Regions from separate parts of the Homo sapiens genome. Here region 1 is linked to region 2. A link is a contact called in ENCODE Hi-C or POLR2A ChIA-PET data. All regions are on one chromosome and are shown on one strand. The core of a region is the stretch at or near the end of the contact, and the rest is flanking DNA. Distances in the headings are between cores, read along the strand shown. Region 1 overlaps SYNE1 (spectrin repeat containing nuclear envelope protein 1). Region 2 holds the start of PCMT1 (protein-L-isoaspartate (D-aspartate) O-methyltransferase).

Evidence for each region. A loop is a pair of places that touch in the nucleus more often than their neighbours do. ChIA-PET counts read pairs that join two places held with the same protein, here RNA polymerase II (POLR2A). Pooled maps may share reads with other maps.
Region 1: a pooled map shows a loop between it and region 2 (11-fold over the local background). The contact joins the enhancer-like site here to the promoter of PCMT1 in region 2. A Hi-C loop is called at or near these places in 8 of 50 pooled maps. POLR2A ChIA-PET finds 5 or more read pairs at or near these places in 2 of 52 experiments (T-cell and WTC11).

Annotation. Positions count from the first base shown.
Region 1 is chr6:152,299,238-152,305,403 of GRCh38, reverse strand. It overlaps SYNE1 (spectrin repeat containing nuclear envelope protein 1), which reads left to right. Exons shown (of 146, transcript NM_182961.4): 92 at 3,341-3,535; 93 at 4,623-4,763. Among named protein-coding and RNA genes, the nearest start is that of SYNE1-AS1, 78 kb to the left of the region's middle. RefSeq lists enhancers at 2,955-3,024, 3,175-3,574, 3,625-3,674. Within about 2 kb of position 3,268, at least 35 of the 41 ENCODE cell types and tissues checked have a DNase peak (open chromatin) inside an H3K27ac peak, as active enhancers do.
Region 2 is chr6:149,745,759-149,752,133 of GRCh38, reverse strand. It overlaps PCMT1 (protein-L-isoaspartate (D-aspartate) O-methyltransferase), which reads right to left and starts at 2,393. Exons shown (of 8, transcript NM_001360452.2): 1 at 2,178-2,393. The coding sequence starts at 2,232. It overlaps NUP43 (nucleoporin 43), which reads left to right and starts at 5,605. Exons shown (of 8, transcript NM_198887.3): 1 at 5,605-5,758; 2 at 6,072-6,194. The coding sequence starts at 5,639. RefSeq lists enhancers at 457-959, 960-1,462, 2,428-3,393, 5,236-5,295 and silencers at 1,567-1,861, 1,787-2,023, 2,254-2,643.

The sequences.
Region 1 (6,166 bases), core at 2,019-4,518, 2.6 Mb before region 2:
GTCTCAGCTACTCGGGAGGCTGAGACAGGAGAATCGCTTGAACCTGGGAGGTGGAGGTTGCAGTGAGCCAAGATTGTGTCACTGCACTCCAGCCTGGGCAACAGAGAGAGACTCTGTCTCAAAAAATAATAATAATAATACTTTTTCAAAAGTTGCATTTAATTTGAAAAAAATCATCCTGCCACTTTTAAATCATAGGAGAGGATACTCACACCTCTTTTCTTTCCGCCTGATGCGGAAAGCCTGCTCATGAATACCAGAGACTGGCCACAGAGGGCTGCTTGTCTTCTAGCGGCCACTCTACCTGAAATTCCTACCTTTATAAACATTTTCAGAAATTTTATAAAGAGAATGGGTAACATTAAACCAAGTGTTCCATTTTATTTTAGTGGATTTGACCACAGCTTGAATAACCAACCCTCAAAGGTAATGAGATTACAAGAGGTTTACACTTACAGAAGCAAGTCGTAGAGTACTATTTCTCAGTGGAAGTCACGTGCATTGGAGTCACATGGGCTAATTATGAAGTGCAGACTGTCATACACCTGGTAAATCAGAACCTTTGGAAGTGGTGACCAGAGTTGCATTTTTTAAAGAAACAATCCAAATGAGTTTTGTACACAATAAGGTTGAGAATTGCAGCTTAAGAAATGGTCACTTGCTGTCAGTGTGGGCACATCTTTGCAGGATACTGTAGCAGGGAGCTGTGCCCAGCCATGTGATTACAAAGGGTGGAAGGCCTAATACTAACTCTGTCTACTTCATAAAGATTCCTCAAATTGCCGGGCATGGTGGCTCACGCCTGTAATCTCAGCACTTTGGGAGGCCAAGGCAGGCAAATCACTTGAGATCAGGAGTTCGAGACCAGCTTGGCCAACATGTCCCTACTAAAAATACAAAAATTAGCTGGGCATGGTGGCGCGTGCCTATAATTCCAGCTACTTGGGAGGCTGAGGCAAGAGAATGGCTTGAACCCCGGAGATGGAGGTTGCAGTGAGCCGAGATTGCGCCACTGCACTCCAGCCTGGGTGACAGAGCGAGACTCCATCTCAAAAATAAAATAAAATAAAATAATAAAAAAGATTCCTTCAATTTTTGTATAATGGCAAACCATTGTGCGAAAGCTTGGTGACTTGAAATTCAAGGAGTCCAGTAATCTGCTAGAGCTCTTTTCTAGTATTAACTAGTTGCAGTAAATGTCATTTATTGAGTACCCACGTGCTAGCCACTAGACAAGATATAGTAAATAGCTATTCAATCACTGTTTTTAAAAATCCTATTAGGTTTAATTAACTGCATCCCCAGAGGTAAAGAAGCAATGATGTCTACTTTTTAAATCCTTGTTTTAAAAATTCCTATACTATTAGGAGTCAAGAAGACTGACTGCCTGCTGGCTGAGTTCTGCTGGACTGTTTTTTGCTCCACTCGGCTTCAGTTGGGCAGGAAGAAACAAACAAAACAACAATAATAACAAAATGTGTGTGTGTGTGTGTGTGTGTGCATGTGCACACGTGTTTTGCATACAGTCAGCCCTCCATATCCATAAGTTCTGCATCCATGAATTCAACCAATCATGGATGGAAAATATTTGAGGAGCAAAAAGGATGGTTGCATCTCTGCATGTTGATCTTCTTTTCTTGTCATTATTCCCTAAATTGTACAGTATAACACCTATTTATAATGCATAGCATCTACATTGTATTAGGTATTATTAGTAATCTAGAGATGATTTAAAGTATTTGGGAAGATGTGCATAGGTTATATGCAAATACTATGCCATTTTACATCAGAAACTGGAATATCTGTGAATTTTGTATCTAAGAGGGTTCCTAGAACCAACGCCCCTCAGTTACTGAGGGATGACTATGTGTACATATGTGTGTGTGCATGTGTATATGTGTGTGTATATATATGAATGTATGTGTATGTATGTACACAATTATTTTAAAGACATTACAATTTAATATTTTTGTCACAAAATGTGTTCTTTTTTTTTTTTTTGAGACAGAGTCTCACTCTGTTGCCCAGGCTGGAGTACAGTGGCACAATCTTGGCTCACTGCAACCTCCATCTCCCGGGTTCAAGCAATTTCTGGCTAATTTTTGTATTTTTAGTAGAGACAGGGTTTCACCATGTTGGCCAGGCTGGTCTTGAACTCCTGATCTCAAGTGATCCCCTCGTCTCAGCCTCACAAAGTGCTAGGATTACAGGCATGAGCCACTGCACCCGGCCCACAAAATGTGTTCTATGTGCACAATAAATGACAGCCTCTGAAACAAAGAAGCCAAAAAAAAAAAAAAAAAAAGAATAATAGTTTTGTACTTTTAGGAATCATGTTTTGAAATATGTATTTTCGTTTTTTAAAGATGCAATAAAGTATAATTTTAATATTTGATACTTAAAATATTTAAGCAAGAAAGTAAAACTTTAATATTTTAGAATTACCATACTCCTAAAATGAATCTATAGTTACCTTTTTAAGGGTTATGTGCTATCCAGATTATATTTCCAATAAGCTCTTAATAAAATATTTAAAACCTCTATCTCTCATAATATATTTTTTCATTCTTGTCTGCTCAAAAACAAAAACAAAAAAACAATTATTTTTTCAAAAGCAAGTGAAATTAAAAGACACTAAATCCGAATTGCATTTCAAGTTTAAAGTTCTAGTTAAAGCCTCAGCAACATTTGAGACATGATGAAGTGAGCAAGAAAAAATTTGATGAATATACAAAATTTTTTTGGGGGGTCAATCTGCATTAAAAATTGGGATTTCCATATGCAATATCTAGCCTATCTAAAAAAAATTCTTAGAGACATAGGAACAGACAGGCTATTGAGTATGTGACCCTATGTAAAATAAATGACTGTCATCTCTGTTGAATGTACTCAGTAGGGTAAGAGCTGAGCCTTGCATTTTTTTTGGTGTGGTTTTAGCCATCACATGACCTAATTTCCATGGCAGGAACCATCTGGTAAATTTCAGATGCTTTCTGCTTTTAAAGAGAGTTGTCAGTTCCTAATGTTGCGGAAGTTCATGATTCCATATGGGGCCTCTCGCGATTAGAAACCACTCATTCGGCCTCATCCCCTCATTTCTCCTTTTGTACCGACGCGGGGACGCGGGCTCGGGCACTTTGGCTGTGCCTGCGCCGCGCCGCGCAGCCTGCGGTCTGGCTCGGTAGCGAGATGCAGGAGGACTCGCCGCCTACACATCCTGCCTCCCGGGCCCGCGCGGCTCTGCGCGCTCATTGGCTCGCCCTGCAGGAAGATGAACGCTACTACTTCTGTTTCCTTTTGATGCTGCTCTGACACCCCGGTGGGGGAAATGTTTCCTCAGGAGCTGGCGCAGAAAATTAAGGGCTACCAGGAGCAGATCGCTTCTTTGAATTCCAAGTGCAAGATGCTGACGATGAAAGCCAAGCACGCCACCATGCTGCTGACGGTGACCGAGGTCGAGGGGCTGGCGGAAGGGACAGAGGACCTGGATGGGGAGCTCCTCCCCACGCCTTCGGCCCACCCCTCTGTGGTCATGGTAAGGATCCAGTGGGTCCCCGCGGCTTTGCTCTTTGACTGGAGCCTGGCGAGTGGCTCCATGTTCCCTCTCCGTGGCTGATTTCAGGGACCAGCCTTCGATCTTGCAGATTCAGAGGGAGGAACAGATTCCTTAAGTCTCTTTGACTACCGTTGGGCCGGGCCAATCTTTGACACTGTAAACAATGACAGTTAAAATGAAACTATGTGCTCGAGACAGCTGAATTACTTAACATGTCAGAGGTCTACCCTGTATTTGTTTATAATTTCGCAATAATACTGAGAGGCTCTGAGCTTTAAACAATAATTTACTTGCACAGTGTTTTAGTTGTCTGGGGGATGGGAAATTCATGGCATATATATTTAGTTGTGGTCTCCACGCTAACTAGCTAACTACATATGTGCATGTACTCTACTGTATAAATGTGTAATACAATTTAGAAGAACAGCTATTGTTAGAAAAATATGAAAACAGACCGTCTAAAGCTTGGCTTTGGATTAAAATAAATCAACTTTGTTATTTTCTATTCTGCACCACTATTTTCCTATACACTTGCCATCTAAAATGCATTGAGTATTTTGGTGACTATAATGTTTCCCAGTGCTGTGTGTTTTCCCTTATATGTGCTGTGCCTCAGGTAATGAGTAACCATACCTGAGCCCATTTGGCAATAACAGTACTTTGGGTGCATTTATCTTCCTACCATATTTGAAACTTGAGATGTCCACAAAAGACCAAGCTTTATTTCACAGACCTTTTCTCATTTGTATGATTCGTGATTTTTCCAGTTATTTATAAAGCCACAAACTCTCCAAAGAAAGGAAAATAATGAAGTATTTAATCAACAACAAAACTTCAATGTCATATGCACCCCCATCCCTGATTGTTTTACAAATGATTACTAGCATCATATTCTCTTGAAGACAGAACTTTTAAATACTAACACAGGATTAATATGTGAATTCGGGTCCCAGTAATTTTAACCTTCGTTTTATAATTAACTCTGTTTTGGCCTGTGCCTGAACAGGACTTATGTTAACATAGCTAATTGATTTTCATGTCCTTTGGGCTACATTTTACGTGGCAGATGACTGCAGGTCGCTGTCACACTTTGCTGTCACCGGTCACTGAGGAGTCTGGGGAGGAGGGAACCAACAGTGAGATTTCCTCTCCACCTGCCTGTCGCTCCCCTTCACCTGTGGCTAATACAGATGCTTCTGTTAACCAGGTACCTCCCAGTTGGCATTCCTCTAGCAATAATCTCTGGGCAGATGCAGGACTCCATTCTCTGTTTCCATTAGATCGTGGGTATGAATCTCAGACTTTGTTGCATTTGGTTCCAGGGACACACTATTAGGTGTTATAGTTGCACAAACTATGATTGTCATGTGTCTCAGTATGTCATCTCCTCTCCTGGGCTACAGAAAGTGGGATGAACAAAAATTAGGTCATGGGAATGATAGCCCAGAAGGCTCTGTTTTAAGACATTATGGCCTTAGTTTCCAGCAATCATCTGGAATGGGGTTCTGCATCCAACAGAAAATAAAAGATGTGTGTCACCATTGTAAAATAACGTGATTCGATGGCTTTATAACATGCATTGAAAATAGTGCTGGCATTTACCAGCTCAGATTTTGAAGACAGGAAACTTCCATTTATTATGTCAGACTTCTTCTTTATTTGCAACTTGTGTACCAATGTAAGGAATGTCTGCCATATTTATACTAGAATGCCTACTAGATTTGAGTGTTTAACTTATCTTTCAATAATCTTAAATTTTATTTTCTATAAAATGGGGAAAATAAAATAACCATTTAGTTATAAGAAGCCTTTTACCATGTATTAAATGTAGATAATACTAAATTAAATGTCAAAAAGCTTTTATGTCAAATGTTAGATAGAAATCAAAAATATGCCTTTATAGTAACCAAAGACTTTTAATGCATGTTAAGTAATACTTTATTTTTTAGTGAAGACAACTAAAAAATGTAAACTATTCTATGAAATTACATTTTTTCAAAGAAGTTGATATGTATTATTAAGGGAGAAGCATTAAACAGAGCAAATGTTTTATAACCTGTATTATAATTCAATTATATTACTTTTATTTTAAAGCAGAAGCATTCAGACTGTCATAGGATTTCTGTGATAAAGAGAATCCCCCCTCATTAAAAAAAAAAAGGAACATCAAGGTGATGAAACCTTTAGTTAATACACTTACACTGTTCTCTTGGTAAAAATCAGGATAGCTCTAGGGAAATTATCAACTCATCCATTTGTCAAGTACATTCTGACACCTGCTCAGCGTGAAACCTTGTGTTGGTTCCTGAGGATGCAGCTGAGAAGGAGTCAGCATGGCCCTACCTGCAAGGCCCTGACAGTCTAGAGAGAAAGGCAGACATGGGACAGATAATAACAATGTGATCAGAGGAAACTAAAAACAGCAACATAAAAGGAGAAGTTCAGGGAGCCGTGGGGAATTTGGGAAAGTGTTTTTCAAATTCTCATTTTAAAATATGTATTACTCATTCTTTGATGATTTGTCCTTCCCTATGGTTACAGATGTTATTACAGAAATTAAGCTATAGTCGGCTGATTATTATATAGAAAAAATTGTTCTATTTAATATGG
Region 2 (6,375 bases), core at 1,144-3,643:
CCTGAGTCCAACAAATTGCTTGAGTCCAGGAGTTCAAGACCAGCCTGGGCAACATAGCAAGACCCCATCTCATAAACTACCAAAAAAAAAAAAAAAACCCTAAAAATTAGCCTGGTATGGTGGCACCACTGTACTCAGGAGGCTGAAGTGGGAAAATCGCTTGAGCACAGAAAGCAGGGGTTGCAGTGAGCCGAGCTCACACCACTGCACTCCAACCTGGGTGACAGTGAAACCCTGTCTAAAAAAAAAAAATAATCAACATTCTCTCTTACCAAACACTAAAGACTCAGTTTCCACATTAAGTATTGTCCCCCCACCAAAAAAAAATCCAAAATGACTAATATATCAAGTACCGGCCTGGCGCGGTGGCTCACGCCTATAATCCCAGCACTTTGGGAGGCCGAGGTGGGCAGATCATGAAGTCAGGAGTTCGACATCAGCCTGGCCAACATAGTGAAACCCCTTCTCTACTAAAAATACAAAAATTAGCCAGGCGTGCTGGCAGGCGCCTGTAGTCCCAGCCACTCAGGAGGCTGAGACAGGACAATTGTTTGAACCTGGGAGGCGGAGGTTGCAGTGAGCTAAGACCGCGCCATTGCACTCCAGTCTGGGCTACAGAGGGAGTCTCTGTCTCAAAAAAAAAAAAAAAAAAAAAAAGTACCAACCATGTGCCAAACAGTACTCCTAATTTCTCTCAATTACCTTTGTCTGTCTAGCACAGATTTAGGCATATAACGGACATTTAATGGGCATTTATGAAAAAAAGGGATGACTGTTAAATTCTTAGAGAAAATTCAAAAAAAAATTTTTTTTTTGAGGCGGAGTTTCCTCCCTTGTTGCCCAGGCTGGAGTGCAGTGGCAAGATCTTGGCTCACTGCAACCTCCCCGTCCCGGGTTCACGCGATTCTCCTGCCTCAGCCTCACAAGTAGCTGGGATTACAGGCAGGCACCACCACGCCCGGCTAATTTTTGTATTTTTAGTAGAGATGGGGTTTCACCATGTCGGCCTGGCTGGTCTCGAACTCCTGAACTCAGGTAATCCACCCGCCTCGGCCTCCCAAAGTGCTGGCATTACAGGCGTGAGCCAATGAGCCCGGCCAAAAAAAATTTTTTTTAATGGTGCCAGCCGTTAAGGAAATTACAAATCGAGTTGAGAAATAAGACAAACACATGAAAAGCTAAGTAACACAGGACAATTAAAAATACCATGTGACAAGATATGATTACTGCATAGTAGCGAATAATGCTATAAATTCTGACCAGTGAGTTTATTATAGACTGCGGCCCTTGTAGTCTCCCAACAAAACGGGGACGCTATATTTCGATTTAAAAAAAGAAAGTGACACAGCACTCATCCTATCCTAAAATTATCATCAGAAGAAGGAATACAGTAACTAAGGAGAGTGATATAAAGAAACTCCACATAAGGTTTTTAAAGCCTATGGTAGCCCTGAAAAAAGTTAGAACATCAGACACACAACCCTCTGCTGATCCAGGACCTGCAAAGGCTCCTGAAATACAAGTCTCTCAGGAACAGCATCCCCTGTTCTTTCTCCGCCCCGCACGGAGCTTTCCACTGGACAGCCGCCCGAGAAATTTCTCCCAGCATCTGCAATGGCAATACTCTCATCTTCCTCCCCTCGCCTGTATCAGACGGTGGCATCTCCCTCCAGGGGAAAAAACGGAGGGCGGGGGAGGCTGCATAAGAGGGAAAGCTTGCAGCGAGGTTGATTATGGAGGAGGAAGGTGAGAAAAATGCAGGGGACGAGGGTGGGGTCTCCTGAGCGCCAGCCCACTCTCCATAAGGCCTAGCCCACACGCTCCCACCCCGAAGGCACGCCCCTCACAAGCCGGACCCGGACGCGGACCTGAGTGACAGCAGCATCACCTGTACTGCACTCCCTCCCCCAGGGCCTGCAGGGAGACGACTGCCCCTGCCCCCACCAGCAGCGGCCCCTGGCTCTTTCTCTCCCCTTCCAGTCCACGTCGTCGACGAGTGACAGGTCCCGAGGGAGGCGACTGCAAGCGCACGCCGTTCGGGACTACCGGGGCAACTCTGCGCCGAAGCCCTCCAACAGGCGCGCGGGGACAGACAGAACGTTCCGGACGGCCCAGGGGGACCCGGTCCAGGCCCAGCCTGCCCCAGCTGCCCTACAACGGGCGGAGGTGGCACTTACTGCGGAGATTGTGGATTAGCTCCGAGTGGCTGGCGCCGCCGGATTTCCAGGCCATCGCTAAGCACACTCGGAGCAGGTACAGAACCACCTTCAGCGCGACGACGGTGCCCAGCAGTTTTCCCAAGAGTGAGACCACCTCCCACACCGTCACCGCCCCGCTCGCGTCCCCGCTGTAGCTGCCGCTGTTACTGCCGTCGCCGCCGCTGCCGCCACTGCGCGCTCCCGGCATCCCCCGCGGCACGCATGCGCTCTGTGACGCCGCGCGGCTTAGGGTGCGGCCGGGTGGGGCCGAGGGCGGGGGAGGCGTGTGGCCCAGCCGCCCGCCCCTGTGGCTGCTACCGCTGCCAGGGGACTGCAGGGAGGCCGGGCTGAGTCAGCGCCACTTCCGCTGCTGCGTGTCCCTTTCTGAGGCCTCGGACCGCACCGCTTTCGCCCTGCGGCCCGGCTCGGTAGCCTGATCAGTCGCGTTCCCGGCTGTGTCTCCGGTCACCGAGCGGGACGGCGGGATGGCGGGGTCGATCTGTGCAGACGCTGCTAGTGGTTCCGCAGTCGTCGCTGGGTCAGCTGTTTCGAGCGGCGGATCTGCTCCTATAGATGTCCAGATTGTTAGACGGTGGGCTTCATCCGTCCTACCTCGCCCAACCCAGTTGACTAATATTTGGGTCGGTGGAGCCCGAATAATACAATAAGAATAAAACCCAACGACAAAGGCCCTCTCTAACCCGAGTACACCGGCCTCTGGCTTTGTGACAAGCACGTCACTGTTAGGCTAAGCAGAGACTTTGGAACCCCGGTTCTAAAGCTCTCAGAGTGGAAGAGTACCAGGACATGGGGGTGGGGGTTGGGGCAAAGCTTTGCTCCCTTAGAATAATACCAACGTACAGAGTTGCGATTGGTTAAAAAATACCACTGTGTCCTTTGGTGAACGTGTTATTCTCCCGACGTAAGTGTGCATTTCCACCTAATTAAGCCTCACAAATTCCACCGTGGCTTTATTGCTCTCAGCTCTGCAAGACCATGAGTGAGAAGCTCACTGAGAACATTGCTTGTCGCGTCCAAATCGCTGACTCCTAATTAGACCTGAGACTGACAGAATCCAGCCATCATCTAGTCCAGTAACTTTTTTTTTTTTTTTTTTTTTTTTTTTTGAGACGGAGTCTCGCTCTGTCGCCCAGACTGGAGTGCAGTGGCGCGATCTCGGCTCACTGCAAGCTCCGCCTCCCAGGTTCAGGCCATTCTCCTGCCTCAGCCTCCCGAGTAGCTGGGACTACAGGCACCCGCCACCACGCCCGGCTAATTTTTTGTATTTTTAGTAGAGACAGGGTTTCACCGTGTTAGCCAGGATGGTCTCGATCTCCTGACCTTATGATCCGCCCGCCTCGGCCTCCCAAAGTGCTGGGATTACAGGCATGAGCCACAGCGCCCGGCCTCCAGTAATCTTTTAGAAGGAAACAAAGCTAAGACATCTGTGCCACTATATCAGCACAATTTTCAAATTCTAGTTCTTATCCGATTTTGTAAAATGTGACACTGGCCTGCTTCCAATCCAAAATCAACATTACCTATTTTCTGGGATTATGTGACCATAAATGAAACTACAGGCAAAACTGGTTTCTTTTTGTTTTTTTGCTTTTGATTGAGACGGAGTCTCACTCTGTAGCCCAGGCTGGAATGCAGTGGCATGATCTTGGCTCATTGCAACCTCCACCTCCCAGGTCCCGGTTCAAGCAATTCTGCCGCAGCCTCCCGAGTAGCTGGAATTACAGGCACGCACCACCATGCCCAGCTAATATTTTTGTATTTTTAGTAGAGACAGGGTTTCACCATGTTGACCAGGCTGGTCTTGAACTCCTGACCTCGTGATCTGCCTGCCTTGGCCTCCCAAAGTGCTGGGATTACAGGCGTGAGCCACCGTGCCTGGCCAAAACAGTGTTCTTTACTTCAATATTAAACATGAATAAAATTGTTGATTTGGGACTGTAACCCACTTAATATTTTCCATTTCATCTTTCTACAGTTTCTTGATGATCTTCCATTTGGAGAAAAGAAAAAAGTCAAATCCTTGATAGGAAACTGGTAACTCTAAAGCTGACCCAGATGGATTGCATTTACATGCAGTGCTTCCGTAAACTGTCCCTGTGAAGTAGGACTACCAATATCACATAAAAACAACAGTAGCATAATGGCCCTTTTTAAAGAAATAACCAACATACAGTTATGAATACCTATAGTGTAAAAGAGCTTCATTTTTTAGTTGAATAAGTCATATCTCTTGTATTCAGTAGGATTTACATTCTAATGGGGGAGGAATATGCATCTAAAGAAAACTAACATAAGATATATCCAAAATATATGTCATTAGTGGTCTAGATATCAAATGCTAGCTCACGCCTGTAATCCCAGCACTTTGGGAGGACAAGGCAGTTGGATCACCTGAGGTCAAGAGTTCGAGACCAGCCTGGCCAATATGGTGAAATCCCGTCTCTCCAAAAAAAAAAAAAAAAAATTAGCCAGGCATGGTGGCGCACACCTGTAGTCCCAGCTACCCTGGAAGCTGAGGTGGGAGAATCACTTGAACCTGGGAGGCGGAGGCAGAGGTTGCAGTGAGCTGAGATTGTACCACTGCACTCCAGCTTGGGCCACAGAGACCCTGTCTTAAAAAAGAAAAAAAATGGTGTTGATTTAGATCAACATTGGCTGGGGTCGTCAGGAAATGGTAAAGGAAAGAACAGATCCTTGAAGGATAGGCAGGATTCTGAGGAGTAAAGAGGAAGGGAAGAATATTATAGGTGTAACCAAAAGCACAGAAGGAACCTAGAAAACTGATTCCTGGGCCGTTGACAATAGGTATCACAAACTTCATTCTTAATCATGCACGTAATTGAATTGATCAAAGCTAGGCAATTGGCATCAAAACTAAAACTGGAGTCTTTCAGAATTCCAACTCCAGGCTCTGACAGTGTGTATTAACTTTGAAGCAAAGTATTTGTTTGGGAGACAAGAGGGAGAGGTTTGGGATAGTAGGTTGGCACTTTATTCGAGGTACTTCCACGAGTATTTAAGGATTTTTGAATCGTTTTCTATGCGCAGTGACCTGCAACTGCTTAGGTGTGGTTTCAAGGTGGTTTCTACTGCATTGTTTTTGTTCTGTTTTTGCACTTAAATTTTACACTGCACAATTATTGAACACAAGAAAATACTGACATTGCAGATTAGGAGCAAGTCCTACTGCTCAAAGGCCAAAGCGCTCTTGCCTTTGCTCAGAGCTGCTCTGTGAGATGGGTGGGCCTCTCAGTCTAGGTACTGACTGTGCCCACACTGGCTATCGACGAGAATTGACTCTCTGCAGCCACCGTCTCCGTCCTAAAGTCCCATCCAATCAGGGTTCCGCGGGAAGAGGCGGTGCTGAGAGGCGCGTACTGTGCTTGCTTTTTGCAGTACCTGCTGCGGCCGCTTTCGGCATGGAGGAAATTTATGCGAAGTTTGTGTCCCAGAAAATCAGCAAAACCCGCTGGCGACCGCTGCCTCCGGGAAGTTTACAGACCGCGGAGACGTTCGCTACAGGATCTTGGGACAATGAGGTATCGCCGCTGATAGGGACGAGCCCCTACCTCCTCCCTCTCTCCGGTTGAGCTGACCCCTGGCCTTCCGCGCGCCAACTCCCACCTTCTGGTTCTTCTCGCACTTTTAGGTCCCCCGGACCCCTGTCTCAGGCGCGGTTGCTCCGTAGCTCAGAGCCGGTGATGGCATGCCTGAGCCTCGTATCTCGTTGTGTTTTAAACTCACCATACCATTTGAGATGTTTTGGAGCAACATTTCCGGACGGGAGCACAACTTTTATTTTCCGAGAGTTGACGTTTATGTCATCTCAAGACAAAACTTTCTGTTTTACAGGAAAATTATATTTCACTGTGGTCTATTGGAGATTTTGGAAACTTGGACTCTGATGGAGGGTTTGAAGGAGACCATCAGTTATTGTGTGATATCAGACACCATGGTGATGTAATGGATTTACAGGTAAATCTGTGTAGCATCCAAAAGCTAACTTTGAAAGTCCTGAGTAATACATTTAAACAAGCAGAGCATCATAAAAGTTGTCTGGTGTCACCCCTCGTTTACAGAAAACTGAGTGCTCTGTAAGTTATGATTTGCCCAACATCATTTAGCCATTTAGTGGCAGAAAAAGGACTGGGAAAGG